Linked DNA regions of Mus musculus: region 1 is linked to region 2. A link is a loop called in an ENCODE intact Hi-C map of the cell type or tissue named here. Cell type or tissue: gastrocnemius. All regions are shown on one strand. Links, peaks and the distances in the headings refer to the core of each region. The heading gives the core; the rest is flanking DNA. Region 1 overlaps Trpm1 (transient receptor potential cation channel, subfamily M, member 1). Region 2 holds the start of Mtmr10 (myotubularin related protein 10).

Region 1 (16,359 bases), core at 3,438-11,437, 100 kb after region 2:
GGAGATTCTATGGACCTATTTTGTAGAAACAAAATCAGGGCTGATGCCCAAGTTCAAAGGAGGTTTCAATGGATAAATAGACTGTGAATCTTTGGAAAGCAAAAAGAACAAGATTGGAGAACTCATGTTTCACAGTTTCAGCCAAAATTCACACCTGGCATAGACCAAGAAAAGAGGATTTCAAATTCAGAAAGAGAAGCAGGGACCCCTGGACTCACTCCCCCTTGCTTGCCTTCCAGTCACCCCACCCACCCATGGTGCCACCTCAGAACCATGTGAATTCCTGACAACTATATCCTTAGTTAGAGATCTTCAGACCCAGTCATGCCACATATCAAGATGCCTGGTGCCTCGTGGTGTCCTGTGTCCCTGAATCCAGATAAGAACCACCAGCTTGGCCTCTACCCTACCTATCTCCACCAGAAGATGGTACAGCATCCTGATCCACACTTCCACAAAGCACCATTCACTGTGACTCCAGCCTCTGCCACCTAAAGACCACTAATGAGCCTTCCACACATTCCTGAAGATTGACAGCAAGAGCCTTCTAAGCATGCTGGGTAGTGATGCACTCCTGGCATTAGGAGGCAGAGGCAGGTGACTCTCTGTGAGTTAGGGGTCAGCCTGGTCTACAGAGCAAGTTCTAGGACAGCTAGGGCTACAGAGAGAAACTCTGTCTCAAAACATACACACACGCACGCGCGCGCGCACACACACACACACACACACACACACACACACACACACAAACCTTCTAAGCCTACTGAGGGTTGCTCCTGGGTTCAGAAGATGTGCCTATACTGAGTTAAGACCACTTTTGACACCTTTTTCACATCAATACAGATTGGCTCGAAGACTGAACCTCAAGTGCCATTTATCTGGCCCACCATCTGACAAGCTTGGGTAACAGCAAAGTTCCAAGCCTCTACTCAACAAAGCAAGACCAAATATCCACCCCAAGAAACACCACCAATAGTCTAATTCCAGATGCCTAGAATCCATCACAAAACCATAAACAATACAAATAACCAAAACGATGTTTTGGTTATTAATTACTCCATCATAATGTTCCCTTGGCTGATGCTCAAGACAGGATTTTTAAAATTGCAATGATAAATGTGTTCAGAAACAACCCTATGTATCTATGGGAAACTGATGTGTAATGAGGGTGTCAAGCTCTCTCAGTGCTGATAGTGCTGAAAATGTTGTATTTTCACACACCAGAGAATAAATTTAGACCCTTACCTCATGCCCCTCACAAAAACCAACTCAAATGGGATCAGACCTAGAAGTAAGAGCTAGAACCATAAATCTTTTAGAAGGAAGAGGAACGTGGGACTAAATCTTGACTTGGCAGTGCACGTCTAAATGGTACCAAAGCATGAACAACAACAGAAAGTAGACAAACGATTTCATTAAGTTAGAAATGTGCATAAAGGCGCATTAAAGGTGCATCCTGAAGAGCAGGAGGAAATATTCTCAAATAATCTATGTGGTGAGGGTCTAGTACCTAGATCATGTGAGGGTGTCTTGCCACTCAACAGCAAAAAGACAAGCTAGCTGAGAAGGAGCAAAGGAAGGTAGCATAGCTTTTGGTTGCAGGACATAAGGTATGAAGTTTGAAACTGGCCTGAAACCATCCCTGCCAGCTAGTTTTCACCGCACTGGAAGGTGCTGGGCATGCCAGTGGGAGAGAAAAAACTGGCCTTATCCAGTGCTGGATTAGACTACAATGTCAACCTGCCAGGCAAGACATGCCCACTGGTGCAACAGTAGCATGAGACTCTGGGCAGAGCCAACTGCTTTCTGATCAGAACTGAGGCCTCTTTCAGGGGAGGGAACTCATGCCTGGTACTGCACAACCGCTCAAAAGCCAATGACTCAGGTAGTCAGAGGGCCCAAGGGGAACCTACTGCTGTTGTTTTGCTAAATGAACACGTTAAACTGCCTTATATTTATGTTTGTACTCGTAGATCAATGCTGCCTTCCATCTTGACCAGAGAAGCCACTTTCTGCTGGGGCAGCAATATAGACTCATAACTGCTCCGGGTGCTGAGAATAAGAGATTTTGAGATTGCCCCGCCCTGACTGGGACATCCCTGCTGAAATGGAAAGAACTAGAACTGATTTGTCTAGCATGGCAGAAACATGGCTGAGCCCTTGCGTATGGTCTCAGCTGAGATATACTGAGGACAGGGTAAACCACCACACAGCCATTCACCATGGTCAGGTGTGCCCCAGAGTCTGCAAGATTTCAAAAACCCGAGAATCCTGACATGAAGTATCTCATAAATAAGCTTTTAGGTGTTGACATGTTTATTGAGTTCAAAACCTATAGAATTGAAGTTGACTTCATTTATTCATTTTTTGTAAGTGGCATTAATCATAGTGGCAGTCCATAGCTGAACCTGCTCTCCCCCCCCCCCCCCCCCCGCTTGAGACAGTCTCACCATGTAGTTTAGATGATCATGAACCCTGACCCAGCCTTTCAAGTTTTGGCATTGCAGGTGTGTGCAAACACCAGGCAGGCTATTCTTTCTAACTGAGTTTTTAGACATTGAATTCCTTTAGGTTGCAGAAGATATTGGTGAATAGGGATCCACTTACTCCTAGCTGGGGACTTCCAGTTTCTAGATCCAGGCCCAGACTCTAACTTCAATTTCTCTCTCTCTCTCTCTCTCTCTCTCTCTCTCTCTCTCTCTCTCTCTCTCTCTCTCTCTCTCTCCATTTGTCTCTTTCTCTCTGTCTCTGCTCTGTTTCTATCTCTATCTCTCTGTGTGTCTCCAGAATATCTTGAAAAAAAATATTCAGCCAAAGTGGAAGAAGAATTTTTCAAAACCATCTAACACCTTGTCCCCCAAGTAAGAGACTTATTTTATAGCTTGTTGGAAAATCTATTTCCACTCACTGGGTGGGGGGGGGGGGGGTTGACAAGCAAGCTCAAATGTCTGGGGCCCACTCCATTTCTTGCACCATTCATGAACTTAGGAGTTAGAGAGTCAAATCAAGCTCTAGACTTCTAGAAAGTAATCAAGCAAACAACAATTATAGCAAACACACGTGACATGAATTGACATTTCCAGTGACATTTTCTGGGGTCTAAAATAAGCTGCAGAGAGTGGCCAACTTACACTACAAATATAACTGTAAATGTCAGGCAACACTGCCAGAGACAACTCTTCCCCAGTCAAACCCGTCTTCCTCCTGTGTGGAGGTGGGGCCTTGTTCCTGTGACTGCACTGAGTTCAGACAGGGCTCAAGTCTCTCCTCTCTTCCTACCTTCATTCTCATAAGCACGAGTCCACTCTATGCACAGTGTCCTCCTCCCACTATTTAGGTAGATTGCTGTGGTTTGAAAACATGCATACTTTGGCTTAAAAAATTGTTATCGAAACTTACAGGAGGAAAAAAAAAGTGAGACTTACAAAGGTTCAAAGAAGCAGGTGCTGCCAAGGCCGCATCCTAAAAGGACAATTAATAATATTTGCCCCTGCTCGCTCCTGCCTTTTCTCTACGAATAGATTAGACATGTGGTTAGGCACAGGCAATCCAAATTCCAAAGCTACGATTGTTCTGCACAAGGCTGACGTACCTTTTTCTCTGTCATTTAAAGTGCCCTGTGATATTTTATAGGGATAGACCATGATTATGTGTCTATCCTCTGTCCCTGGATGAGCCTGGGTTGCACTGTGCTACACAGTGCTGGGTGAATATCCTCATACCTTCAGGTCATTTCCTCCAGACAGAGTCCTCCATGTGGAATTGCTGGCCTTGGCACGTGCTGTTGGACATGTCTAGAGTCCTGACCACACTTCTGCTGTGAGGTGATCAATAAGAGGGAGTACAGCCTTCACCCAGATTTCCCCTGAGCCTAATTAAACTTTAACAGTTCAATATTCCTGCAGCTGAAGGCTTTGATGTACACACTCTCACCCATCGGTGAACTTCAATGTTTTGGGGCTTTTAAAGATGTCTGTTTCCCCAGAAGAAAGTGGTGGAGGTAAGATACTAGAAGAGGGAGATGCTGCCCAGCTCTGAAGCTGGGGTTTCCCAGCAAATCCCAGGCATGCGCATGGAGAAGCTTTGCCCAGGGAAGCTCAGAGTATCGAGCCAGTTCTCAACCCTACAGACCTTCTTCTCTGCCAATCAACCAGTCAGGCCTCTGGGAACCCAGGCTCAGTCTGGATCTAGTACCCAGTCCCAGAAGGCCCTGAAGCCACGTTTGCAGAGAGGAGCAAGGGGCTGAAAGAGCCAAACTCTGTCACTGAACTTACCTGCCTCAGCTGCTGAGCAAGCGGGAAGGGTGCAGCCTAGCCTCCTTCAGCCTCCTCCTGGGCCCAGGCAGGAAGCTGAATGAGGGGGGCTCACTCTTTAAGAGGAGCAGCCCACATGAAGAGCATGTGGGTGCCTATGCCCGGTCCTCATGATCCCCGTGAGACAGAGGCAGCCTCGTGACCTGGCTCCCAGGCTGCTCAGCGTGGTATGCACAAAAGCCACCTCCCTTTGAAGTGGTCCCCACCTCCCCTGCCCCAGCCAGGCCTTTCAGTGCTGCAAATGTCAGCCCACTTTGCATAATTGAGACAATTGGGCATAATCATTCTTTCAGAAGCCCCCACTGGCAGGCAGCTTATGCCCCAGCCCTCATGAGCCAGGAAGAGGAGCCACGTGCTTCCAATTACTGCGGAGCCTTTTTAAGTTGGTCAGAGTTGGGCCAGAGGTTGCGACGACTCCGACGGCAAACGCTGGGTGAGTCCCACATGACTTTCAGGCCCACGTGAAGCTTCTGATCCCATTCTGTTTCCACTCCACCAGCAATCTGCCTGACTGGGGTCACAGTGGCCACCACAGTGAGAGCTTTGTGGATTTGCTGTACCAACACACCTGCATGTGTCCTAGCCTCTGGCATGCTTTCTCTGCCTGCTAGAAGGAAAGTCCAGAAAGGCCCCTTGATATGTATCCCTTTGGACTTTTCTTCAGCACAGGTGGTAGTGGGGGCTCCTGGGAGCAGACCCCTCTCTGCTTTACTAGGGGCTTGTATACCTGTAGATGGGTGGGATGCCTGGACAGGTTCCCATCTGCACAAGGGGACACCGAGGGTAGGGAGTGGCTGACTTGCCCAGAGAGTGTGGGAACCGGAGCAGGCCCGGCTGCACACTTTAGGATGTTCTGTTCACTATAGAGCCCTGAGGATGGGATACAGGCTGGAGCTGGAGATGTTCCTATAACCAGTAGGCTGTAGAACACCGTGGCAGGAGTCTAGCAGGTATCCAGGAGCACAGGGAGTCTAAATTCCCCCAGAGGATGCAGCTGGGGGCAGCCCAGCCAGGCCAGGTACTAGAGAGTCTGCTCTTTCCTTAGTTCCTTCCAGCTCTGTGCCCACCAAAGGTTGGAACCCTTTGTGCTATGGGTCAGGAACTGTGGACCAATACTTGGCTTCCCAGACACTGAACTGGGTACAGACCCAGAATGGCAGGCCTACACCACAGCAGCCCGGCCGCAGGTCTGCCTCTTCTTTCTAGGCAATGAGTTTTCAGTTCCACTGGGAAATTGCACTGGGGGCAGGAGGAATGTATTAAATAGGCTGCTACAGATCTGCCTGGACGGGTAGAAGCTGAGCTTGAGAGGCGGGGTACTTCCTGGGCACAAGGAATCTGCCAGGGAGTGGTCAGGAGAGGCGGCATGGCTGAAAGATGGGGGCTTGATGTCACTGGAGGATCTTGAGTGCTCCCAAGGCCTGCAAGCTGCAGGTTAGATGATAGTCAACAGAACTCGGTGGGTGTGGATCTCTAATGCACTGGACTCCCTAGCTCAAAAAAGAAGGCTGTGCTGGTCAGATCTGGTTACATAGCAGAGGCAGGGAGAGAGCTTTTATTTTGCGGAGTTGGATCCTTCGTCTCATCCCAGGGAGACCATATTTCTCCTTTCTTACTATCAGTACAAATTTGTGGGTTTGAACACGTTCCCCGAGTAACCCTGGTTTCTGTGTCTGCTTCTTTTCTTGGGCTAGTTCTTGGCCCAAGAAAGAAAGTGTAAAAGGCAGATGGATCAAGGTGTGTGTGTGTGTGTGTGTGTGTGTGTGTGTGTGTGAGAGAGAGAGAGAGAGAGAGAGAGAGTGTGAGAGTGTGTGTGTGTGAGTGTGTAAATGAGTATGAGTGTGTGTGAGTGTCTGTGTGAGTGTTTGAGTGTATGAATGTGTGTTCATGCAAGTGTGTGTATGTGTGAGTGTGTGTGAGTGTGTTATTGAGTGTGAATGTGTGTGTGGTCTTTCCACACTTTGTGGGTACCAGGAGCTAAACTCAGGTGTGCGCACATGTGCGCACATTTGTATGATGTTGAAGTGTTTCATGAATTCAAAATGATTTTCCAATTCATTTGCCTTCTTTTGACTTCAAATTTGGAAATATGGGGACTTAACATCCATAATGCTACATACATCCCTGGTCCCTTTCCTCTGAAAGTTTCATTCCTAATGATGTTAGCACAGTTCCCCTTCTCCTGGGTACAGTTTGGAAACCATACCAGCGTTGCTGCTAACTACTGAAAGCAGTTTTGAATGTTTTCTTGTTCTTCTCAACTTTAGGAAAAGACTCTTAATGTTCTTTTGAATCTCTTTAAAATAATTCTCTTCCAGTGATTCTACAAACTTGTTGCACAGAAAAGTTACTTTTTCTTTGATTTTTTTATGAGTTAGCTTTTAGATTTAAATCTGAGTTCAACTTAAATGAAATATTTTCATTACTGTAAAGTCAAATATGCAAACAAGATTTATTCTGCAGAATCTAGCTACTGTGTATCTCCTCTCCTCACCTCCCCACCCTTCTCCACAAGTAAACCTGAGAAATGTTTGGTCCTCTTTTGAGTTTCAATATGCCCACAGGTCTATCTCCTCTCCTTCACACTCCTTCCCAGCCTCATTCTTGGGCTTATCGGTGTCTCTTTTTCAGGAGATGGTAAAAATTCCCCAGTTTCTATGCATTGCTCCGCATGATCTGTGATTTTGGGGTGAGTGTATTGAGGTTGCTGGTGTTGGTCCCCTCTTAATGACTCTCAGGGAAGTTGATGGAGCCAGTGCCCTCTTGAGGACACTTAGGTAGTCCTCCTTCTTAAAAACCACACTGCAACCCGAAATCTCTCCATGAGTCTTTTTATATTTACCAGTAATCCTCAGGTTAGGCTCCTAGAAATGGGGCTTCTAGAAATGAGCAACGGAGGGCAAATGAATACGAGTGCCCTGCTGCATAGGGGCTGCTTTCCACCAGCGTTCCTGAGGGCTTTTGCCTTTCACGTCAGGGGTAATGCTTAACTTTAGACTGACTTTTGCAAATCTCTTTAAGAATGGGATGGGGGTAGCATTTGGGATATAAATACATTAATTAATTAAATAAAGAATGGTGTTTCCATATAGTTTAGTTATAGATTTTCTTCCTCGTCTGGCTTTGCTATCACAAAACTGACAAGATTTATTCTGCAGACGGGAGAGGGAGAGGGAGAGGGAGAGGGAGAGGGAGAGGGAGAGGGAGAGGGAGAGGGAGAGGGAGAGGGAGAGGGAGAGGGAGAGGGAGAGGGAGAGGGAGAGGGAGAGGGAGAGGGAGAGGGAGAGGGAGAGGGAGAGGGAGAGGGAGAGGGAGAGGGAGAGAACTCTGCTACTCCTGAGACTGGCAGCAGGGGTAGTTCCTATTTGAAATTTACTTACATATTAAACAAGATGCCTTTCCATTGCCCTTCCATGTCTCATCTAGTGATCAGAGACTCTAGAGCAGAAGCGGGAATGACTATTTTAAAGTAAAATCATATCATGAACAAAGGAAGCCAAGTGGTAACTTCAAAATGTTTGATTTGTGGGGGGGAGGGGTCGAGGGGCTGGGGAGATGACTCGGTGGTCAAGAACACTGGCTGCTCTTCCAGGGGACAGGTATTGAATTCCCAGTGCCCACCTGGTGGCTCACAACTGTCTGTAATTCCAGTTTCAGAGGATCTGACACCTTCACGTAAACATACATGCAGGCAAAACACCAATGCACATGAAATATAAATAAATTATTATTTTTTTAAAAATCTTTGATTCTGAATTAGGAAAATTACAAGAGGCAATTAAGAGTGGCTAGATGAGGGAGCAGTTGGAAGATTGACCCACACCATTGGTGGTTTCTCAGGTTATCTGGTTCTCCTGGGGATGACTAAATAAAAGCACAGATACTTTCCCAACTGGGAGACAATAAGATCTTCAGAAATTAAAAATTCAGGCTTTTGGCTTCTCTAAGGCAAAAAACACTGTCAATAAGACAAAAAGGCCACCAACAGATTGGGAAAGGATCTTTAACAATCCTAAATCAGATAGAGGACTAATATCCAATATATATAAAGAACTCAAAAAGATGGACTCCAGAAATTCAAATAACCCTATTAAAAATGGGGTACAGAGCTAAACAAAGAATTCTCAACTGAGGAATACCAAATGGCTGAGAAGCACCTGAAAAAAATGTTCAACATCCTTAATCATCAGGGAAATGCAAATCAAAACAACCCTGAGATTCCACCTCACACCAGTCAGAATGACTAAGATCAAAAATTCAGGTGACAGCAGATACTGGCGAGGATGTGGAGAAAGAGGGACACTCCTCCATTGTTGGTGGGATTGCAAGCTTGTACAACCACTTTGGAAATCAGTCTGGAGGGGGGGGTATCCTCAGAAAATTGGACGTAGTATTACCAGAAGATCCAGCAATACCTCTCTTGGGCATATACCCAGGAGATGTTCCAACTGGTAATAAGGACACATGCGACACTATGTTCATAGCAGCCTTATTTATAATACCCAGAAGCTAGAAAGAACCCAGATGCCCCTCAACAGAGGATGGATACAGAAAATGTGGTACATTTACACAATGGAGTACTACTCAGCAATTAAAAACAATGAATTCATGAAATTCTTAGGCAAATAGATGCATCTGGAGGATATCATCCTGAGTGAGGTAACCCAATCACAATAGAACATACTTGATATGCACTCACTGATAAGTGGAGATTAGCCCAGAAACCTAGAATACACAAGATACAATTTGCAAAACACAAGAAAATCAAGAAGAAGGAAGACCAACACGTGGATACTTCATTCCTCCTTAGAATAGGGAACAAAATACCCATGGAAGGAGTTACAGAGACAAAGTTTGGAGCTGAGATGAAAGGATGAACCATCTGGGGACTGCCCCACCCGGAGATCCATCCCATAATCAGCCACCAAACGCAGACACTATTGCATATGCCAGCAAGATTTTGCTGAAAGGACCCTGATATAGCTGTCTCTGGTGAGGCTATGCCAGTGCCTGGCAAATACAGAAGTGGATGCTCATAGTCATCTATTGGATGGAACACAGGGCCCCCAATGAAGGAGCTAAAGAAAGTACCCAAGGAGCTGAAGAGGTCTGCAACCCTATAGGTGGAACAACAATATGAACTAACCAGCACCCCGGAGCTCTTGACTCTAACTGCATATGTAGCAGAAGATGGCCTAGTCAGCCATCATTGGGAAGAGAGGCCCCTAGGTCTTGCAAACTTTATATGCCTCAGTACAGAGGAGGGCCAAGAAGTGGGAGGGGGAGGGTATAGGAGACTTTTGGGGTAGCATTTGAAATGTAAATGAAGAAAATATCTAATAAAAATTTGAAAAAAAATCAGGCTTTGGGAACTCCTCTCTCTGTCTGAGGACCAGGGGGTCTTTCCAGAGAGAAGACTAGTTCAGCAGGAGGGAGACCCCACAGCATCTGCCAGGCAAAGTAATGCAGGCCGTTCTTCAAAGGAATCCAAGCCTATCAATAATTTAGTATCGCAGCATCCTTCACCTGGAACACAGCCCTCCACACTCTCCAGACTAGCAGTAGCTGTGTTAACCCGTGTGCTTGGGGGATGCACATTCTAGAAAAACCAATCAATGGTGGAAGAATCCACGAGTGGACCTCAAGTGGACAGTGTCTTCCTCTCAGGTTGTACTGCTTTCCTTTTTTCTTTTCCCCTCTGTCTTTTCTCTCTCTTCCTGCATTTCAGAGAGTTATGTCATACTGTTGGCAGATGCCGTTCTCTGGGATAACTGACATATTGGTGTGAACGACCTGCCAAGCATTTAATATGCTTTAGTTTGTAGGATAATCTCTACGATAAAGATAACAGTCGTGGCTGCCGCAAAAGAGTGTCCTGGGCCGGAGCTCTGTCCACGCCGCCCCACAGGGTTCAAGTGCATAGAACCGGTGCACATGAGGGCAGGCCCTGGGCTCTATTACAACAAAGGGTCACAGCTGGAGCTTCAGGATGTTCCAAGGAAACAGCCTTAGAGATGGCTCACCATGTTTCCACCATCTCATCCATCCTTAGTCAGTCAGTGGCAGAAGTCCCAGTGTCACTGTGCTGGCTGCCCTCTGCTGGAACACCAGGACTCATGCTTCTTCAGTCACTTGGGGCTGTCATGAACTTCCCAGAATGTGGATGTGGGTCTCATTACAGACAAGCCAATGTGGCTTTTTCTTCTTTCAAGATGTCTATGTTCCAGAGAAGAGATCTGGGCAGGAACTAGCCATATGAGATTATTTTTGCCTGCACACTTGTTTGGTTTGCAGCACTTAACTGCATGGGACAGACACATGGCACAGTGTACTGGCTGGTTTTGTGTCAACTTGACACAAGCTGGAGTTATCACAGAGAAAGGAGCTTCAGTTGAGGAAATGCCTCCATGAAATCCAGCTGTAAGGCATTTTCTCAATTAGTGATCAAGCGGAGAGGGCCCCTTGTGGATGGTGCCATCCTTGGGCTGGTAGTCATGGGTTCTATAAGAAAACAAGCTGAGCAAGCCAGGGGAAGCAAGCCAGTAAGTCACATCCCTCCATGGCCTCTGCATCAGTTCCTGTATCCTGACCTGCTTGAGTTCCTGTCCTGACTTCCTTCGGTGATGAACAGCAATTTGGAAGTGTAGTCTGAATAAACCCTTTCCTCTCCAACTTGCTTCTTGGTCATGATGTTCATGCAGAAACCCTGACTAAGACACACACCATCATGAACTGTTGTTGCTGCCCGTGCTGTATAGTGAGGCTGTGATGCTCAGGGGCTGGGGGTCGGTACTCTCAGACAAGCCATGATTCCTGGTCCATGCATTGTACATAAAGAGGAGCACTCAAAACCATCATGGGAGTCTTGTTCCAGTCCCCTCCTTTTTGAGTAATGCATGATCACTCCTAAAATATGAATTTTTATCTCAATTTAGAGAATAATAACCTTTAAAGAAAAATGACCCTGTATTAGTCAGGATTCTGTAGAAGAGCAGGATAGAATAATTTTGTGTGTGTGTGTGTGTGTGTGTGTGTGTGTGTGTGTGTGTGTGTGATTTAATAAAGTGGTTTTTGAGAATATGGTAAAGCTAGTTCAACAATGGCTAGTGATGGAATGGACTTGCCATCGAAAAAATAGACTTGACAGCAAGAGTGAGGGCAAGCAGGCAAAAAGAGCAAGCTTCCTTCTTCCAGGTCTTTATTCAGGCAGCCAGAAGGAGGTGTGGCTCAGATTAAAGGCAGATCATCCCACCTCAAAAGATCTGGATTAAAAGCGAATCTTTCCACTTCAAATGATTTAATTAAGAAAGCATCCTGCACAGATGTACCCAGCCACTTGGGTTTTAGTTAATTCCAAATGTCGTCGAGTTGACAATCAGGAACAGTCATCAAAGAAATATCTGGATGCGCTCAGTAAATCACATGAAAGGCCAGGATAGAACACTGTTACTCGAGTCTCTCTTGTTAAAATTAGAAATACATTGCATTTTAATCTTCCACTGAGCATCTTTGGAGGCTGCTGATGGGTCACAAGTGTGAGCAAAGAACTGCAGGAATACAGGGCCTGCTTTTCAAGACCAGGACACAGCACAAGATGCTCTGGTATTCTATTCTCTTCCATTATTTTATTACATTGGTTGACTGTGCATATGTGTGTGTGCGTGTGTGTGTGTGTGTGTGTGTGTGTACCTGCCATGGCCTGGGTATGGAAGTTAGATGACAACTTGTAGCTGGCTCTCTCATTCTACTTTGTAGAGCCCTGGAATTAAACTTAGATCTTCAGACTTGGCAGCAAGCAGCTTCACCCACTGAGCCATCTCAGCGGGCCCAAAGCGTCTGCTTCTCTGGTTTCTTTTAGATATGAATATCTGGTTAAAGAGTTTGTCGACAGTTTATCCCCAGTTCTCCCTGAGCCTTGGAACCTTCATTTAGCAGAGTTTTCTCCTTTCCACAGTCCATGGCTCCTTCTTCCCAAAAGACAGATTTACCTTGGCTAAAATGAAAGGAGTGCCATCTATTTTGAAGAATCCTTAGCTCAGAAATGGTCCCTCCTCTAGAATTCAAGGAATGGTATTTTTAAGTTATTATTTTTTTATGAAGGGCTTTATTTTTATTGAAAATAATTTTTTTCATAAAATGTAGTCTGATCATGGTTCCCTTCCCCCATCCTCCTTCCTCACCCCAACTTTGCCCCCGTTCTGTTTAGAAAACAAGAATTAGGCAAATAAACGCAAACCAGAATAAAACTGGCCTAGTCAAAGCTTGGGCCTTTGCAAAACCTCTCTCCATGTAAACAGAATTTAGGCAACTTGCATGTAGGTTTTCCTCTTGAGGCTCTTAATATATATGCATTTATTGGAGTACTACTGGGGACTCTCCCAGTGAGGAAAGCTCTTTTCTTCTGGGCAACCCAGCCTCTCTGAAAACTTAAGTGGAATTTCTCTTTTATTCTGAAATCTGTCAGACCCAATGTGGCCCAAGAAAGAACCTGGGATATTGAGGGGAAATTTAAACAGATACAGGGCATCTCTCTTCCCTCTTTTGAAAACGTCCTGTACAAGTGAGCGCATTTGTTGATTGGAAGTTCTATTTCCTTGGTGTTTAATTCGGCAGAGCTTTGTAAAATCGAGATATTGACCCTTTGTCTGCAGTGCCGTTGGTGTGGATTGTCCTCCATTCTGTGAGCTGTCTGTGGACTCTGCTTATTGTTTCCTTTGCTGTGCAGAAATGTTTAAATTTCATGCAGCCCTTCTCTTATGCCTGTGGCAGGGCCCTGCACTGTTGATGTTCTGTTCAGAAGTTCTCACCTGTCTCAAAGTCATGAAGAGCATCCCTTGTGTTTCCCTCCAGCAGCTTCAGTGTTTAAGGTGTTTTAGAGCTGGTGTTCTTGATCTTTTTGATTTTTGTACAAGGTGAAGGATCTGGCTCTTGTCTCACTTTTCAGTTTGTTGACTGGGTTCTTTTGTTCCACTTGTGGCCTTTGTTAAGGATTCCATGGAGACAGGTTTGTCAGTGTAATCCCAGGTATCTTTCTGTCCCGTGGTTTTGGCTGTTTGCAGGCCACTGCGGGGTCATCCTCATCACTCTAGCAGGGTATGATTTGAGGGCAGGTGTTGTGATACCTCTGTGTTCTCACTCCTCAAAACTGTCCTTGCTATGTCTCATTGCTGGTGGTTTCACAGGAATTCCTGGATATTTTTTAGACATATGAAATCGGAATTTGGATGGTCATATATTAAATCTGTAGAGTAGGTTGTGTGGTGATGGATAACTTTAATCCTAGCATTTGGAAGACAGAGACCGATAACTCTCAGTCAGTTGGAGGCCAGCCGGGTCTACATAGTGAATTTCAGGACAGACAGGATTATATAGAGATCCTGCCTCATAAAAACAAATGAAAAAATAATCTGTAGACTAATTTTGTAATATGGCCATTTTCACAATATTAATTTTGCCAGTCTGGGGACATAAAAATCAGCTAGTGTCTTTGGCTTCCTTTTTCAGTGACTTGAAGAGTTCTTCGTAGAGATCTTTCACTTCTTTGGATAGACTTACTTCTAGGTACTTGTACTGGCTGGTTTTGTGTGTCAACTTGACACAGCTGGACTTACCACAGAGAAAGGAGCTTCAGTTGAGGAAATGCCTCCATGAGATCCAACTGTAAGGCATTTTCTCAATTAGTGATCAAGGGGGAAAGGCCCCTTGTGGGTGGGACTATCTCAGGGCTGGTAGTCTTGGTTCTATAAGAGAACAAGCTGAGCAAGCCAGGGGAAGCAAGCCAGTAAAGAACATCCCTTCATGGCCTCTGCATCAGCTCCTGCTTCCTGACCTGCTTGAGTTCCAGGCCTTACTTCCTTTGGTGATGAACAGCAGTATGGAAGTGTAAGCCGAATAAACCCTTTCCTCCCCAACTTGTTTCTTGGTCATGATGTTTGTGCAGGAATAGAAACCCTGACTAAGACAGTACTTAATATTATTTTGGAAGAAGGGTGGAATGCAGGCAAACAGATACATGGGTCATGAAAGAACATATGAAGCTATTTTTTCTTCTAGCTTCAGTGCTGCCATTTTTTTTTCTTTCTCTGTGGTGATCAGGTGAATCAGATATACTTGATGGTGAGCTAACTAAAACTCCATGGCTTCAGAGTAGCCGTTCTGGCTGTAAAGAAGCTCATTGAGCTGTGTAGAGTTAGGTTTGTCAAGCGTTTGAGTGACTACCTTAAACAGTCTGCATGATACTTTTTATTTGTGCATTTATTACAATACAGTGATTTTACCAATAAAAATGTGAAAAAGGATGTGTAGAAATAACAGGTAGAAAAAACAGAGACGCTCAAAGAAGACAAGGCCTCAACATATATGACTGTAGTTAATAGTGAACATAGTGGATGCTAGCTGGAAAAAGCCAGCCTCACAGAGCGGCTGCTCCACTCCATCCTCTCCAGCAGGCTTCCCTACCCCATTGTCCACAGCAAGATACCCCACGTCATTCTCTACCATCCCATGATCCTGTATGCCCTTTTAACAAAAAAAGACTTGCCAAAGACAAGTGAGAAGTGAAGTTCCCAAAAGAAAAGTGGGGGAGAGGGAGGGAGACAGATCCAGCACCGATATTAATGAGTCAACAAGCTACCCATCAAGGTTAAGGAAAGTGAAAATGTTACAGACTAGAATCTAATCACCTTAAGCTGTTTTCAGCCCTTTTGAAAGCCACCCACTGCTCACTGTGTTTAATCTAACATCCTGTGGCCATCAAACCTTTACTAAGTATTCCTAGCAGACCACTAGCTTCCATCGATCCAAAACCCAAGAATGTCATCAGAAACTTACAGTAGAGTTCCACTCTTTGCTGTAACCCTCCTACCTAACCCCACAATGTATGTGGTAAATAAATTGCTTTATAACTTTCCTTGTTCTGTAACTGAGAAGTGGACATAGTACTGGAAGAAACTCGAGTCTGTTTCCTGGCAGTGATCACTCAATATTTAGCTTGAAGGTCAACTTTTATTCTGTGGGTTTTTTATACACACACACACACACACACACACACACACACTCACATGCATGAGCGATTGAGAGAGGTGGGGAGGGAGAGACACAGACACAGACAGAGTCTGAAGAGAGTAGGCAAGCAGTAGAGTCAGGCTAGATATAGGACACACTCAAATTTAATTGTAAAGACACAGATAAAAATAAAAATATAAGGGAAGGTTTATCACTGTCACACTAATCTGAAGAATGTTAGTGAGCATCCAGAACCTGGAACCAGCCTTACAAAAGACTCCATCAACTACAGCAACTGCCTAAATGCACACACCCCTGAAGGCAGACCTCCTCAGAGTATCTCTCAGACCGCACCAGAGATGTCTCTTTGTGCAATGGACAGTAGTTAGAGGAGAAACCCACCCCTGGTCAGAGAGCAGAGTGTCAGTGGAGTGTTCAGCCACAAATGGTTGTGCATATGAGACAACACACACCCAAGGCTCAGGGACCATCTCAGAAGAGGAGGCAGATGGATTGTGAGAGCCAGAAGTAGGGTAAGACCACAATGAAATGCCCTTTCTAGACAAGGCTACTGAACTCATGAACTCTCAGTTGTGGTTGCTTATACATGGTCAAGTCAGTCAACAACCCAGCATGGATGGCAGAAGGGTACACAAGCCCTGACCACAGCTGAGGGCTTGACAGTTGGTGGCATCTAAGGGAGGGAGAGTCCGTTTTCTTTAAGGGTGTGGCTCTGGGTAGGTCAAGCATGCTGTGGTAGTTAGATCCATACCCATGAGCATATTGGCAGTACGAACTGGACTTAGTGGGTTATAATTTTTAAAACCAACAAATAAACATGAAGCTGGGAAAGGGTGGGTAAATGTGGGTAGATCTGGAAGGAGTTAAGGGGAAGAGAAGGTGACTGTGATTAAACTATATTGTTTTTATATATAAAATTCTCAAATGATAATAAAATATTATATTAAAAATAAAACACTGAGTGGGGTAGGGGAGCAGGGCCGGGGGGAGGGTATAGGGGACTCTTGGGATAACATTTGAA
Region 2 (16,359 bases), core at 4,220-12,219:
ACAGAAAGTCAGGAGCCACAATGAAATAGGATTCATTCACATTTGCATGCATGTTACACTCAGATAAAAACCACCTAAAAACAACAGCGTCCAGTCACAATGCAGGATTTCCTGAGACGGGGAGCAGAAGCACTCATGGTAAGAAACGGAGAAAGAACTTCTGGACTAGGACACCGTGCCTGAGCTCAAATCATCTGTCTGTCCACCTGTCCGTCCATCCATCCACCCACCTGCCCATCTCTCCTCAGCCCCACAACAGCCCTTCTCTAGCCACTGGATTCTTACCCATGCAGCAGGAGCAAGGCAGGCGCCTGCGAATTCAGTGAGGATGAGACACAGGAAGAGCATTGGTGGGTGGCGGCTCCATGGGATGGGGAACCACAGCCCCTGGGCTACACGGATGCCTTTGTAATACTCTTTTACTGACATTTTATTCTTGGGCTAATTTTGGCTGCTTCATAGGACAAGGGCAAGACTGAGTACTTGTAACATAGACTTATCCCAGAAAACCTACAACATTTATTGTGTGGCACTTTACAGAAAAAAGGAGAAAGAAATGTAAAGAGAATAGTCTCCAAATGATATAGAGAGGGAAAATTTTAATCTCCAATATCAAAAAGGATCGTGTATGTTGTCTTTAATTCCTCATGCAATTAAAAAGGCAATATATGTCTGGTAAATAGAAATAAAATTTCCCATAAATTGCAGGCTGGAAAATAGTTAAGGGTAAAATCTTCTGTAATTTAGCACATGACTTAAAATAGGAGGACCAATTCTCCCCAGTTCCCTGATACAGAAAGCCTTCCCTGGGCATGGGGCTTACAGCACTAAAAGACAGTATGGGATGAGCTGCACCGGTGACTCACCCTAAAGTTTTATAAGTTATAACTGCAAGTCTGAGCTATGTATTAGGTAAACAAAATGTGTGGTACTGCCATTGGTAGTAACCCTACAGGGCATACACAACACAAAAAAAGGCCTATCAGCAGGTATCATACCCAGTAAGGGCAGCACCCAGTGGGAGCAGCACACAGTGGGAGCAGGACCAGGGTTCCAGTGCAGGTCTTAGGAAAGGACCAGGATGCAGTAGTGAACAGGAAAGTGATGTACAGAGTGTGTGGTCAGAGTAACAAAGACCCAAATCATGAATAAAGTATCTGGGAGGCAGCAGAGGGCCCGACTAAGTGAAACAAGCATCAGTGCCTGGGATCACACAAATTAGTAAGGTAGAGTTTATTTAAGAAGTTAATAAAGCGTTTAAGCACCAGTGGGAAGACTGTATGAAGAGTTAGCATCATGCTGGCCTGAGGTTCTTAGCAGGAGCATAAGAAATGGGCAGCTGTAAACACAGGATGCCTCCAGGTGATGGTCAAGCCTGGGACTGTGGAAGTAAAATCAGTCTGTCATCTAGGTAGCCATCTTTGAATGGGTATTATATGAGTCAAGAGACAGTTTTGTTTTATGTTTTGCCAGAGAGTGGCTTACAACCCAACAGAGGAAATGAGACTTAGGGTGAGGCAGAAGACAAGAACAATATCGAAACAGCACAAACAATGAATATGTATAAATTAGGATAGCTACATGTTCTCAGCTTTGCGGATGCCCTGGTCTGACTACAAGAGAACTGTTGGTCAGGGCATGCGCTACCGACCTACCAGCTAATGTTTGTAACTCAAGTGCCTTTGGTTCTGTATTGGGAAAGAGAAGAATGAGCTGAGCCGACGCAGGCCTTTCAGAGCAGTGGCCTGGGCTTAGCTGACACTCAAAGTTCAGATCACAAACATTCCCTGGGAAAGCTTGCTGCCAGTCCATAGTGAGCCCCAGGTCTGACTTAGGTGACTACCCTGGGCCCTCACGAGCTTTGGTATCCACTGCGGCACTTTCCCCAAAGATCAGACATTGTGTAAGGGCAGACTCTATCTGCCCCACCACCTTCCCAAAACAAAAACAAACCAAAACCCTCTGCCAAGCAACACTCGCATACATTCCACACCTGCTGAACAAAGAAATCCATTATAGTTAGTCACTGCATTTCAATCTTCTTCCTCCCACCTCCAGGATGCTTCAAAAGATCCCACCTCAGGGAGGCAGGAGGGCAAAGGTCATGGAGCCCTATCACTGCAATCTTACATCCCAAACACAAAGCTAGCCAGTGGCACTCTACCAGCCACTCCTCAGCAAGGCCAGCAACAGGAAATCACTACCTCTGAAGACATTCCACTTTCTTTCTGGCAGCTGACATTGAAAGTTCTTCTTCAAGCTGGGTCAAAATCTGTCACTGTCGTGAGGAAAGCAGAGCTCTTTTCAAGTCAGAATCTTGAAAAGAATCTTCTCTTGACTGGCTTTCAGGCTGCCCTCCACAGTTCCAAAGCAAAAACCTGACTGTGAAAGTCACCAATGGAGCGAGGTGGGCCGTGCTGCTTAGTGGCTAACAGCACACACAGTGTGGGAGGCAGGCACAGGAGAATCTCTGCCTTTGCAGGTTATGCAACACTGGGCAGCTTCCTTAATTCTTGCTAGGAATTCTCTCACCTGTCAACTGAAGACAAACTAGTACCTTGCCTGACAGAGCTGTTGTGAGGATTGACCTATAAGGTTTATCAGCCAAGGATTCAAGCTCAGGTATCAGAAGCATGCCTGGAGCAAGGTTAGCAAGGAGGACATTCTGTGGCTCTGTGTTAGCTGGATATCAAGGGCAGCAAAGCCCAAAGGCCTGCGCACTGTCATGCTAGCCCCTCGGTGTCTTCCTTCGTTGGCATGGATTTTCTGCCTGCGCACTGTCATGCTAGCCCCTCGGTGTTCTTCCTTCGTTGGCATGGATTTTCTGGAACTACAATACAGGCAGCACTGCCAAACACCTTCCTTGTGTGAACCTGGACATATGCCTGTGTGGGAGCAGAGCTGTACTGTGAGGACCGAATTATGGCTGCGTAGAGTTGGGTTAGAACAATTTGTCAAAAGGAGATGTGTTTTGAAAGATGGTGGGAGGACACCTATACAGACAAAGTAACTAGTCATCTCTACACGGTGCTCACTAAACCGTACTGACAATAATCTCATCCTACAGTTTCCAGTTTACATTCCAAACCATGTCTATGCCTAAAAACAATTTCGGGGGCAAAACAGAGTTCCTAACTTTGTATGTCAAAGAAGTTAGGAGGTAATCTCAGTGCAATTTTTAAATCAAATTACTTCAAACTGATGAAAAAAAGCTCTATATTCCTAACTTTTCTTTTGACCATAGCCTAGCGAAAACACCACTTGAGACTGAGAGCACAATGGCCTGGAGTGCCAGCCCCCAAGGGTCTGACACCACGATAGACAATATGATTTCAACCAATCAGATAGATAGATAGATAGATAGATAGATAGATAATTACCCTAAACATCACTCAGGCCCTGCCTGGAATCTGGGAACCGGTTATCAGACCACAACCTCCAGATTCACTATACTTCAGGAAACTCTCCCTTCTACACAAAACCTGGATAGTGCTCATATGTTCCCATACACAAATAACATACAGAGTTACAGACTTGACTGTAATACTCTGTACTTTCTAAAAGCATGGGATGACTGACATCTATACAATAAGAGAACAGGATTCATATAATGAGCTAATGACAAAGAGAATGCCGGCTCAGATGGTAACTAAGCTGACACAGTACTTTACTCCAATTACAGGTTCAGATGTAATTCTCAGGAGATGTCTAGCATGAAATAGCAGTGTTTCTCTTGTTCCTAAATCCAGGAGTTGGTTTCTGCATGCAGGCACACCTAAGGTAACAGTTTGAGCAGGGTGGGGTCCTACTGTCCAGTCATTCACTCAGTGATAGCATAGTGTCACATTTCAGGCACTGTGTTAAGGTAACAGGTTCACAAAGCTATATTTGATACAATCCTCATCTCAAAGAGCTTCATGAATCAGGAAAGTTGAGAATTACTAATATAAACCAGAATCTGAATTCAATTACTCATCATTTTCTTCAATTTTCTTTACTTAATAAATGATGGGGACCATTTTAAACTTGGCATTGAGGCCCAACGGAGCACATGATCAAGGCCCACAAGTAAACAATTGATTTTGTGTTCTAATTTTCATCTGCTTATTGAATTAAAAGTTCAAACTTCGGGCAACCGTAGTAGGATATCCTTGGACCCAAGGCAGTAAGCCAAAACGCAGTGTATGCTACTATATCACGGAACAATTACTTCTTGTTCTTTGTACCTGGGTAAAGAAAGCCACAGGAGACTTGAGAGGATTTTCTCTTGCCCCCAGTGGCAATGAAGGGCAGAACTGTATTAGCCACGCCCTCAGTCAAAAGTGCTCTTCTAGCTTAGGTCTTTATAGTTTGCTCACTGTCATTTTTGTGGTGGTGGGGAGCAAACCCAGTGTCTTGCGCACGCCAAGCATGGTAAGCACATACTCTACCACGAGCTGCAAGCCTCATCACCCTAGCCCAGGCTTAGATCACAATACTTTCTATTCGTTTTCCAGATTACACATGCAGAGTACCACGTTGTAGGCCGAAGAAATACCACTGGGGTTTTAGCAGGAATTGCAGATTTGACATTAGAGTTAAGGCAGGAAAGGGAGACCAGAATGGGAGGCTCAGCCAAAGCGCAACCTCAAAGAGCATTGGGAAAGTGGGGACAAGACGGTAAGAACAGCAGAGGCTAGGCAAGGGGCAAGGCTTTACAGTTCAGGAGCAGCCCAGTCTTCTGTAGATAAACAGGGAGCAAAGAAAAACTGGACATCAATCAGGGTTATCATTCAGGTCAGCAAGTTTTTTAATGGGCATTGAACAAAAGACACTGCTATTTCTACGAAAAGTATACTACTCACAGTCAGGAACCGGGGTTAAAATCTTCCCCAGAAATGGTAGTAGTAGTAGTAATAGTAGTAGTATTAGTAGTAATTTCAAAGACTAATTCTTCATTAAGAAAATTCTTCAACCATATTCATAATCACATTTTTCCTAAGCATAGCTTAAGTTTAAAAGCTAATTAAAAAAAAAACAAAACTTGAGTATTTATAGTTAGGACTACATTGTTTTTTAGTGTCAGAGCACAGAATTGCTGAGGGGAGACCTGGCTGTCTAAAAACCAGTTCAAAGCGAAGGCAAAGTTCAACAGCTTCCAGACACTTGGTCAACACGCATACTGCTCCCCTGGCTGTCTCTGCTGTGCCTACGGTGGCGAATACCAACACGGAGCATGCACGGGGGCAAGGGTTGCTCAGTACTGCTTCAGCTCACTCTCAGGACCAGCAGAAAGGGTTCATCAGTAAACACTGAGGAGAAGACACTAACAAAAGCCAGAAAAAATATAACTCTAGTAGTCTACAAGAACTTTTAAGAGTTGGCATCTGCCATACGGAACCAAAGGCTGACGCTTTAACTGTTCATCTCTACTACACTTCAAGTTCCCACACTTGTGAAGTCGTAACTCTCTTATTAAAGGGATGAATTTGAGACTTTTTTTTTCTGACATACAAAACTGGTATTTGATCATAATTTAAGCTTAAGATAGATAGGCCTTCCTAAATGTCTGGTTATTTGCCCCAATAATCTTATTAAAACACCGATTTTTCTTTAATTATTGTGTAATTGCTACACAATTCAAAAATAGTAATCAAATAATAGTTTTTCTACATTGTAAAACTGTTTTCTATGAATCCCTACTTCTATTTGTAAGGTCTCCATCTAAGATAAATTTGTTCTTAACAAATGATTTCCAAGAGGCTCGAGCACACACACACACACACACACACACACACACACACACACGGGGATGCCTGGAGACATTCTGGTTGTACTGAGGATGTTAGCAGTTAGCAGAAGATGGGGGCACCACTATCATGGAACTGATAAGAGGCCAAAGAGGTAGGGATGGCTGTCAGCTCAGGACAGCTTCTCACAAGAATTGCCCAGCCTGAAAGGTCAATAGTGTCTCTACTGGGAAACAAAGTTCTAAACTGAAAGAAGCAAACTTGCAGACAGCTGACAACTTCAAAAGCCAATTACAGAGTCAGTCAATGTCTGCTAAGCTTTGTCATTATCTTAGAACACAGACATGCTTTTCATACTATCAAAACACATTAAAATGATTGGATTATTAATCATGATTTCATTAGGTGGTAACACATATGGAAAGCATAAGAACTTTCACTACCCAAGCAATTAGATTCATCTTTCAAAACTACCCTTTCAGGAGACAGAAAAGAAATGAGGTAGTTATTCTCTTGAAAGTCTTCTATTGTACTTTAAACTTTCCGAGACAAACATCAATTATGTCTAGCCAACTCTCTGGAGAAAGTTAAAAATAATGGAAAGGGAAAGAGAACTACACAATACCATTCCGTACAATCTCAGTCCAAGGCACATTCAAATTCTGAAATTTACCTGGCAAAAGGACCGGCTCCAGCTTTTTAATCTTCGGTTCGGAACTGATCTTATCGTCAGTCTGAAATACAGGAACAAAATAAAGCAAAATCCAAACACCGCCCTGTCACAAGATACTAAGGCAGATTTTCTAAGTGATGACACATGCAACAGACATATATCCCCTACTAAAAACTCTTTCAGGTCCAAATAGAGATCGTTTTAAGATCTTCTCGTCGACTTGAGAGCCTCACAATAAACATATTTACAACAGCCCAAGCCGCTTTCAAGAATTCACAGCTATGAGACAGGTAAGCTCTGCGAGGTGTCCACAGCGCTGCAACCATCTGGCAGTCACCGCAGGGTCGGTGCCCAGCCCCGAAGGAAGGAAAGAAATGCAGCTCCGGACGGTTCTACGATCTCGTCACACGGCAGGACTAGGGACCGCAGGACTTCGGCCAGAGAATGGCCGCCGCCGCGGAGCGCTACAAGTTTCTACTGCGCCCGTGGCTCCCGGGAGGCGCGCTTGCCGGCGACTCGTCTGGGTCCCGAGCCCCCCGCCGGGTCGCGAGCGCTTACCTGGGCCGGCGGCAGGAGGTAGGACCTGAAGCTGGGTCTGGGCGGCTTGAGAGAGAACATGGTGCCGCCGCCTGTGCGCCCCGGCCCTATGGCCGGTCAGAAGTCTCCCGGTTCAGCGTTCCCGGTGCAGCTGCCCAGGCCGGGTCTGCGGCCCGCCCCGCCGGGCGGACTGACGGGCGGGGACGGACCAGGCCGAGCGCCCGCCCGAAATAGGCGGAGCCTGGTGGAGCCACGCCCATCCCCGGAAGCGACTCGCGCGGAGCTGCAGTCAAAGCTTTCAGTCTCTAGGCGGTACTGTCACGGAGCGCGACGCTGGAGTGGGGCGCCACGGGGACCCGAGAGGCCATCTTGAGAGCGCGCTTCTACGGAGGCCCGCAGGGGTCACGGAGGATTTCACAGGCCTACTGCGACTCACGAGGGTCATGCCGGCTTCGCGAAGCTGCAATGGCCTGTGGTGGTCAGTGTGCACGGTAGCTGCTGTTCCAGGACCCGAGTCCTCCGGCATCTGCGATGGCTGCTATATTAAAGGAGGGAAGACTTTTCTTTCACCTCTTGCTACCAATTGATTTAACCACTGGTTTCCTTGAGGTTCTGAGGCTTGGCTTGTGCTGAGTGCCTGGGACAGATGATACTGGCTGGCAAACCAGAACCCCCAGTTTAGTTTTCTGATTTTATTCTTCTCGTTAAACTTTAAGTGAAAAGGGATATTAAGCAAGTTGTCTCCCCACGCCCCTTTCCATCCTCATTTATAAAGATGCTATTCAACAGGTAAGTTAACAGAATTCCAGGGAGAGAAGACCCCATCGCTGGTGGGAACCAAACACTGTTAAATTTCAAACCCTGGGACTAATAGGTCAGGTGCCTGTTTAACATATAGCATACCTGGCTTCCAGGTTCTCTCAGCATCCCTTAGTCCCTAGCTTTTATGGGACCTGTTATGGTTAGCATACCCAACCCTCTACCCAGGGACTCTCCAACCCAGGGACTGGGCTGCCCTTCCCCAGAGGCTCTTCTCTATAAAATCCAGTCATTTTGGTTATTTAATGACTGATCTCTTTCACCTTTTGCCCTCTTGGCTGCTACACCTTCTTCCTCTCTCTCCTCTCCCCCTTCCTGCCCTGCTCTCCTCACATGGCTCATGGTCAAGTCTACTCTGAACTCTCCCAGATTTCTCTGCCTCTGGCTATGATCTCCCTTTTATCTACAAAAAACTTTCTCCTCCACCATACCAAAGAGTAGTCATGTCCTTTCTTTTCTTTCCCTTTTCCCTTCATTCATACAGTAGGTTGTGGAAATGAGAATCTGCCACTTAGCTGCAAAGGGCTGTCCAACTTCAGCACAGCATAGGGTATGTCTAGATTTGTTGTGCCTCTGAACTGAAGTAGACTTTGGTGGGAGGGGGCCAGTGGTATTCCATGCCCCTATACTTTGAAAAATAGTGGTCCAAACTCAACATTTTATCATGAATGTCAGAGGGAAACTGACGTGAGCCCCAGAAATCACAGTCATCATGCAGACAAGTGCACTGACATCACTAATACTGTGTGTTCTTCAGCTTGTCCTGGAGTCAGAGCCCTGAATCTTTCTAGCTTATCTGTTTATAACACTTGACTGTATTTTGACATGTAAATTCAGTTGAACTACTCATGAAAAAACACTGGTACATATTTAACTTTTATGACGATTCTGTTACTTTTCTACCTTAAATGGATGTATTCCCTAAAAGTCTTCAAACACTTGTGCTCTTTTGGGGGGAGGGGGTGTTGTCCATATTTTCTTAGAATCTGCATCTTTTATGCATGTCAGCAAAAAAAACTGAAAAATGGGGGAACTCCAGATTTGTTATCTTTCTGGATAATTTTAAAATACCATATTCTGCATATCTAGTTGTACTAGTCCACTTAGGCACTTGGGTTACTGTCTGACCTACTGCTACTGATTCCTTTCTGACTGCATTAGGCTGCTCCAGGCACCCTAGTCTAGACAACAAAAATGTATTATCTCAGTGGTGGAGTCAGAGAAGCACAAGAGCAAGGCTCTGTAAAGATGGATTTTGAGTTTCCCTTCCCTTTTTCTTGCTGTGCTAGCAACTGAACGGAACTCCAGGCTCCCCAAGTACTTAGCAGGTGACTTATTACTGAACTGTAACCCCCAACTCCTTTATTGACAGGGTTTTACTGAGTTGCTGGCCTTGAACTTGAGCCTACAAGTAGATGGTAGGCTCTACCAGACTCAGCTTCAAAGATGTTTCCCACCAGGGCTCCCAGTATCTTTAGCCAATGGCTTCCTCCTTGTTATGTTCTCACAAGGGGGGACTTTCTTCTTAGAACATTGAGCCTATCTGATTAACACCCTGACTTTTTTGTCTTAAGGCCCTGTCTCTGAGTATGTTCTCATTAGGGGTCAGTGTTTCAGAGTGTGTGTTTGGGAGTTTGGAGTGACAGAAGTCAGTCTGTTGATAGGCTTTGCAGGCCCTTCTTAGAGTCTCATCTTCACTACTGTGTTTGGTGTATTAGACCATCCCCAGCTTTGGGCTTTTGTGTTAAAGTTTTAAGCTGCTTGTCTAATTATACATCTGTTCCCATTGTTGATTTTTCTATATTAGAGAACACTGGCATTCCCTAGAGAGATCAGTTTTTTTTTTCATTGACAGAAGAGAGAGGGAGAGACAGACAGACAGACAGAGAAAGAGAGAATATATTTTTTTTCTTGAATACCTAATGGGTGCTAGATACTTTATGTTTTATTTGGTCACTCATTCAATCAGTTAACAGATTTTTATTGAGTGCCAGCTTTGTGATGGGCCTGAATCAGGACTCATAAGAGTCCAATGTTCTTTAGGTTCATGGCATTCTACTGAAATGAGTAGAAAGAAAGAAAAAATATATATGTATGTATGTATATATATATATGTGTGTGTGTACATGTACATATACATATAAAACGTGTAACATAGTTTAAAGGTACTGTAAAGGAAGTTAGGAATGGAGGGAGAGGAGTAATTGTATTTATCAATAAAGATTTAGGTTAAATCAAGGACGGCCTTACTGCATTGATGGCATCTGAGCAAAGACTAAACGGAGTAAAGGTGAAACTCAAGGTCAGCAGCATGAATCCCCTGAGGCCAGGATGCCTGAAGCAGCCTAAACCAATGGAGAGGAGGTCAGAGGGAAACAACAGCCCAGGTTCTAGATCTTGAAAATTGGAAACTGAGCTGAGAAGTGACAGTGACCTGACTGAGTATTTTAAAAACAGCCACTACTGGGGTGGCCCTGCATGGGCAAGAAGCTAGGGCTGTGGTAACAGTGTACATACAAGTAAGAGACACGGCTAGAACCGGCGGTACTTGATGGCTGCAAAATGATGCCTTTGGCTGGGTATATGCTTTTCAAGAAAATATGTAAGCATTTTAAAGTGTATGAGAGGATAATTCAGCAAAGATGACAAGCCACAACAGTTCTTTAGTCCTCATAAAACAGATAAAACAACAACACAGTAAAGCAGAGGAAACAAACAGAAAATCCCCAGAACCACCCAAGAGAAGCCTCAGCAACATATCTAAGGGAAATGATGTCCTCGGGCTTCCCAAGATAGAGCATAAGACGCTAACAAGTTCATCGCCCTGAAGTGCTTGTGGTATCAGTGTCAGGAATCAGTGAGGCATCCAGAGAACTCCAGAGTAGCCCAGGGTGTTTACGGGAAGATCCAGCCAGTCGGGTTGAGGAGGCTCCTTATAAGGTGTGTGTTGGCGGAGGGAAGGACTGAGTACAGGGACTGAAGGACCTTTGGGAAAACAGTGTATGGAGCCTTCTCTTGCAGAAAAGGGTCCACTCTGAGGACAACTGCTGAGGATGAAGCATCCTGGAGTAGACAAGAAGGAAGGCAAGACAAGGTCAGCTGAGAACACAGAACAATTAGAACACAATGTGTTGGAAAAGTGTCTCACACCAGATCAAAAGTGTAAGACAGCACATTTCACATGAGAACAGTCTCAGGAAAGTATGAGTCGAGGTTTGAAATAAAACAAACAAACAAACAAAAAACCCAAACAACAACATCAACAAAACGCAATGCAATGAGAAGGCTGGGGAGATGGCTCAGTCCGTAAGTACTTGCTGCATAAGGATGAGCATCTGAGCTTGATCCCTAGGACCCACATAAAAAGCAAAATGCAGTGGGCCGTCCACATGAATCAACAACCAAGAAAATCCTCAGACTTGTAGACAGGCCAATCTGATAGACACATTTTTTTTTTAGCTTATATCAAGTTGACAAGAAATTCACAAGCACAGTTGACTCCTTGTCAATTTGACACAAACCTGTCACCATTAAACCATAACCTTTTCTTCTTCTTTATCCCCAAAATCTTGGGTTAATATAAAATATAACTTTAAAAATCCCATACTATTTAGAACATTTCAAACATTTTAAAAGTTCAGTCTCTTTAAAATACTCAACATCTCTAAGTCCAAAGTCTCTCAACTTCGAGTTTCTGTAAAATAAAATAAAAGTTAAACACTTTCTTATTACAAGTGGGAGAACGAGGGTACAACGATCATGAAGGCAAAAATCAACATCTAGCAAGGTAAATCAAATTGTGCAACTCCATATCTGTCCTCGGGGATTCACTAATGATCTTCAGACTTCCTGTCAATCTTGCAGCTTCCATGACAGCAAACCCAGAACCATATGGAAGACTGTTACCATGATTAGCTACTAGCATGAGATGCAGCCTTGACCACCACAGACCACAGTTGCTGTGTTAACCCCGAGGAAATACTTCCAGATTTCATCTTAATAATTCGGGTCAATCTTTAGTAACATTAGATTTCTCAGCTCCAGCTAACCAGCATCCATTAATCTCGAAAAACCAAGTTTTTACTTCAACGGAGATGGTCCCTTGTTAACCACAGCTGACTCTTTAGCCTTAGCTGACCAGAACCCAGACTCTTAACTAAAAATTGTCACAGGAACAGCCCCAATGAGGTCTCCAACTTCCCTTTGAAATGTCACAAGCCAGGTCTTCATTGTCCACATGTCTCTCAACATTCTGACCTTCCAAGCTCCCATAAAACATCCCATTCAGCTTTGAACACAAATGTCTTTTAAAATCTTCCCCCAAACAAGAAAGAAGACTCTGCCCTAGTTTGCTTTCTATTGTTGTAATAAAGACACCATGGCCTGGGCTGGAGAGATGGCGCAGCGATTGAGAGCACTGAATGCTTTCCCAGAGGTCCTCAGTTCAATTCCCAGCAAGTACGTGGTGGCTCACAGCTATCTGAAATGGGATCCAATGCCCTCTTCTGGTGTGTCTGAAGAGAGCAACAGTGTACTCACATACATAAAAAAATAGTAGTAGTAGTAGTAGTAGTAGTAGTAGTAGTAGTAGTAGTAGTAGTAGTAAAGATACCATGACCAAAAGCAACTTTGGGAGGAAAAGGTTTTGTTTTTTTGTCGTCGTTTGTTTGTTTGTTTGTTTAAGTTACAGGTTGTAGTTCATCATTGATAAAGCCAAGGAAGGAATCTAGAATTAGGAATGGAAGCAGAGACCATGAAGGAATGCTGCTCACTCTCTTGCTCCTGGCTTGCTCACATTGCTTTCTTATATAACCCAGGACCACCTATCCAAGACTGGCACACTCCACAGTAGCCTAGGCCCCCTACATAAATCATTAAGCAAGAAAATGCCACAGACTTGCCCAAAGATGAAGTATTGTCTCAATTGAGATTTCTCTTCCCAGATGATCCTGGTTTGTGTAAAGTTGACAAACAAAAAAGACAAAATCCAACCAGCATAAGAATGAAGTGGCAGGTGTTTAACACAGATAAAAAAGATCCAGTATGAAGACTGTGTATTATCCTTGAAGAAGAGGAATGTTTGAAGGGTATAGGTTAAGGAAACAACACAAATACTACCAACTATAGTTCAAAAGACATCCTTCTTCCAGGTGAGATGGCAGGCTAGAAGCAGACTCCATGCGACCCAATGAAAGAGGAGACTTAAAAGAAGGAAAAAATATGTAACAGAGCCCCAGACCTTAGCACAGCTGACCCCATGCAAAACTCACCCTGTAGACACACCACCACCTACCTGCCAAAACTAAAACAAAGGCCGAACCCCTCAAAGCCCACATGACTCTGGGAAAGTCTCAAAATAAGTGCAATCTTGCTTTTTAGCTTTTGTAGCTTCTCTTCTGACTAACTGTTCCTGTTAACTGAAGTATGTCACCCCAGGACTGTGTGTGTGTGTGTGTGTGCTTAAAAGCTCACCCTGAAAAATGCTCCCTGCTCCACTAAGATCCTGAACACTCAGTGTAGTCACTGGCTAGTTAATAAAGATCTTCTATTGGCTTAAACCCATGTCTGACCAGTCTTCTCTGATGAATGCCTCAAAACATGTATTCTATCACAGCGACAATAAAAAGAAAATAAGACAATTAGGAACTGGAGAGAGCCTCTTCAACAGATTATACCGGGAACAGGGATATCTTCATTTGAAAAAAAAAAAAAAAGTACTAAATTCCTTTCTCTCCCCCTGCACAAAACCCGATTCAAACATCAAAGAATTTAAGATCCGAAGCCCTGAAACTGCTAGAAGAAAACATAAAACACTTCATGAAAGGGCTGCCTTTTCCTTTTTGCTTTGTTTGTTTTGAGATACAGTCTCACTGTGTAGCAGCCTAGAACTTGAACCCAAAGGGGCTTGCCTGCTTCTGCCTCCCCAGTGCTGGGATTAACAGTGTGCACCACCAAACCTGGTTTGACCTGTTTTTGTTTGTTTGTTTGTTTGTTTGTTTTTCATTAAAACTGTGCTTTATTTTCTCTATTGCAATACAGTTTACTTATTAAATAACCCTCTTATAAAATGATTTAGTATAGTTCTGAATGATAAAATCAGCTTATAAAATCCCTCCACTGAAACACTTTTTTTAAATTCACTTTTTCCAGGTGGGTCAGTACAACAGGTATACTCAATGACTTGTCATGTCTCATTTCTATTGATTTCTGATGATCAGTGGAAATTTTAAAAAGCCCAACTTTCACAATGACTACATCAAAGACATAGCATACATGTTAGGTTTTTTGGGAATGCAAATGGTTCTTGCATACACAAGAAGTTGAATTCACACATCCATCACTATCAACAGAGTTAAAACTAGAAAAAGAAAATAGCTTTATACTAAGAGAGGACTTTTGGAAAAGTTCTCCAGTTGCTCACAAAATAACTCTGGGCAAGTAGAATTTCTTGAAACTTAAAACTTCTGCACAGAGCTGGTGAGGCGCCTCAGTAAGTAAAGGAGATGTGCACCACCAAACCGAATGACCTGAGTTCAGTCCCAAGGTGCCATATGATGGATGGACAACTTGACCTCTGTCCTTTACACATGGATCATGGTACACAAACACTCATTTCTTCCACATATATGAATAAATGAATAAATGCAATTTCAAAATTAAAAGACCTTTTGCACAGAAAAAAAAAAGACAGCAAACACCATAAGAAGGCTGCTTAACAAATAAGAGGATGTTTTGCCAACTATACTGACCTAGAATCTAGAATCTAGGATCTAGAAAGAAATACAAATAGTCCATACTCCCTAAATCATCAAACTGACTAATCAACTGAACAGACACTTCTTTTAATTTTTTTGCAATTAAAATGTATGTGTCTATGTGTTTTGCTTGCACATATTTCTGTGTACCACATGTGTGCCTGGTGCCCACAGAGGCCAGAAGAGGACATTGCATCCTCTGGAACTGGATAGTCATCAGCGGTCATGTAGGTGGTAGGACCAGACCTCTGGCTCTCTGGAAAAGCAATAAATTCTCTTAAGTAATGAACAATCTTTTCATGAACAGACACTTCTTAAAGGACAAGATACAAATGATTAGTACATGCTTGAAAAACGTTCTAAAGAAAAAGAGAGAGAATAAAGAAAAGTGTTCTATGTCCTTGGCTAGCAGGAAAATGCAATTCAAAACCACTTGGGGCCTTTGTCTCACCCCAATCAGTATGTCTGTCTCCAAGAAAACAAATAGCAACAAATGCCAAAGAGGATGTACAGAAAGAGGAACACTTCTTAACTTCTGGTGTGAGTGTAAACCAGTGCCGCCGCTATGGAAACCAGTGGGGTTGTTCCTCAAAATACAAAAAATAGAACTATCATATGATTCAGCTATAATACCCTTAAGTCAGTCCCCACAGAGATGTTTGCATGCTTTGTTCATTACACCCATGATATGTGTCCAGCATACATATCTACCAACCAATGGATGGATAAAGAAAGTGGTATATACATAAACACTGAAATATTATTCAGTTGTAAAGAATAAAATTACAGCATTGTAGAAATGTAGAGAACTGAAGACCACTGTGTTCAGCAAAATAAACCGGACAAATGACAAGTATCTTTTCTCATATATGTACATATTGACATGAAAGTAAGAAGGGAGTATGAGAGGGGAGAGGGAAATCGAAAGGAGGGGAGAGGAATTAAGTGGGACAATAGGATATACAGGACATAAAAATAGACGGGGAGAATATTTGGGGATAAGTGAGAAGGGGAAGGGGGTTGGAATGAATCAGTCCAGACAAAAAAGGAGTGAAATGTAATGACATGTATGTATGGAAATGTCACAATGAAACACATTGCTTTGCATGTAGGCTAAAATAATTAAAATTATTCTTGCTTGAAAAGAATAACTTCATTGACACTAAAATATGTGTTTGAAGCCACAAATTGAAAGAACAGATTTCACTGAGAACACTAACCTGGACTTATCAGTACTGGAACACATTCTTCTCAAACACTCAGACTCTTAAGAAAGAAAAATAAGAAGAATATTTTTGTAACTAGACAAGCAAAGCAATGAGTTTGGTGTGAAAGAAGTCAGATTGTTATCACAATTTTTGGTGGCCACATTCTATGCCAGAAGAAAATAAGTTAGCATATTTAAACTGTGAAAGAAAGAAAGAAATTTTGAGAAGATAATAAATATGATGGGTGAACTCTACCACATGTGTGTATAAGCCCATCGGATCATGAATGCTTTTTTTAAAAAAATGAGACCAGCAGTCACTTTGCAAGGGCCTTGTACATACAAGGGACCAATCACTCAGTTCTGAGTCACAGGCTGAGCCATCTTGCTGTGCACATAGCCAGTGGATCAAGGCAATCACCTCTTCATGAACCATTCAACAGAGAAACCAAAAGAGTAATGAAATTGGGATGTTACAATATTTTTAAATTAATTAGTTAACTTGAGGGAATACATATGTGGAAGTCAGTTCACTTCTTCCACTGTCTCAGTCTCTGGGATCAAACTCAGGTGTCAGGTTTGGTGCCAAGTGCCCTTAACCACTGAACCATCTTGCCAACCCATATTATCATGTTTGAT

What was found. Hi-C counts contacts between places; a loop is a spot of excess contacts. Peaks named below come from ENCODE experiments on the same cell type or tissue, not always from the same donor. Only the 100,000 strongest peaks of a DNase experiment are listed, where the experiment ranks them.
Region 1: it touches region 2 in a loop (4-fold over the local background); 3 of 42 quality-filtered maps call a loop at or near these places.

Annotation. Positions count from the first base shown.
Region 1 is chr7:64,173,539-64,189,897 of GRCm38, reverse strand. The region is part of intron 1 of Trpm1 (transient receptor potential cation channel, subfamily M, member 1); the gene reads right to left. Among named protein-coding and RNA genes, the nearest start is that of Mir211, 24 kb to the left of the region's middle. In gastrocnemius, for the core only: CTCF peaks have their summits at 7,078 (motif pointing left) and 10,421 (motif pointing left); no DNase peak of the experiment used is centred there; H3K27ac peaks cover 2,557 bases.
Region 2 is chr7:64,278,443-64,294,801 of GRCm38, reverse strand. Mtmr10 (myotubularin related protein 10) reads right to left here and starts at 7,132. Exons shown (of 16, transcript NM_172742.2): 1 at 6,961-7,132; 2 at 6,403-6,463. The coding sequence starts at 7,020. In gastrocnemius, for the core only: a CTCF peak has its summit at 7,269; a DNase peak (open chromatin) is centred at 7,229; H3K4me3 peaks cover 3,788 bases; H3K27ac peaks cover 3,125 bases.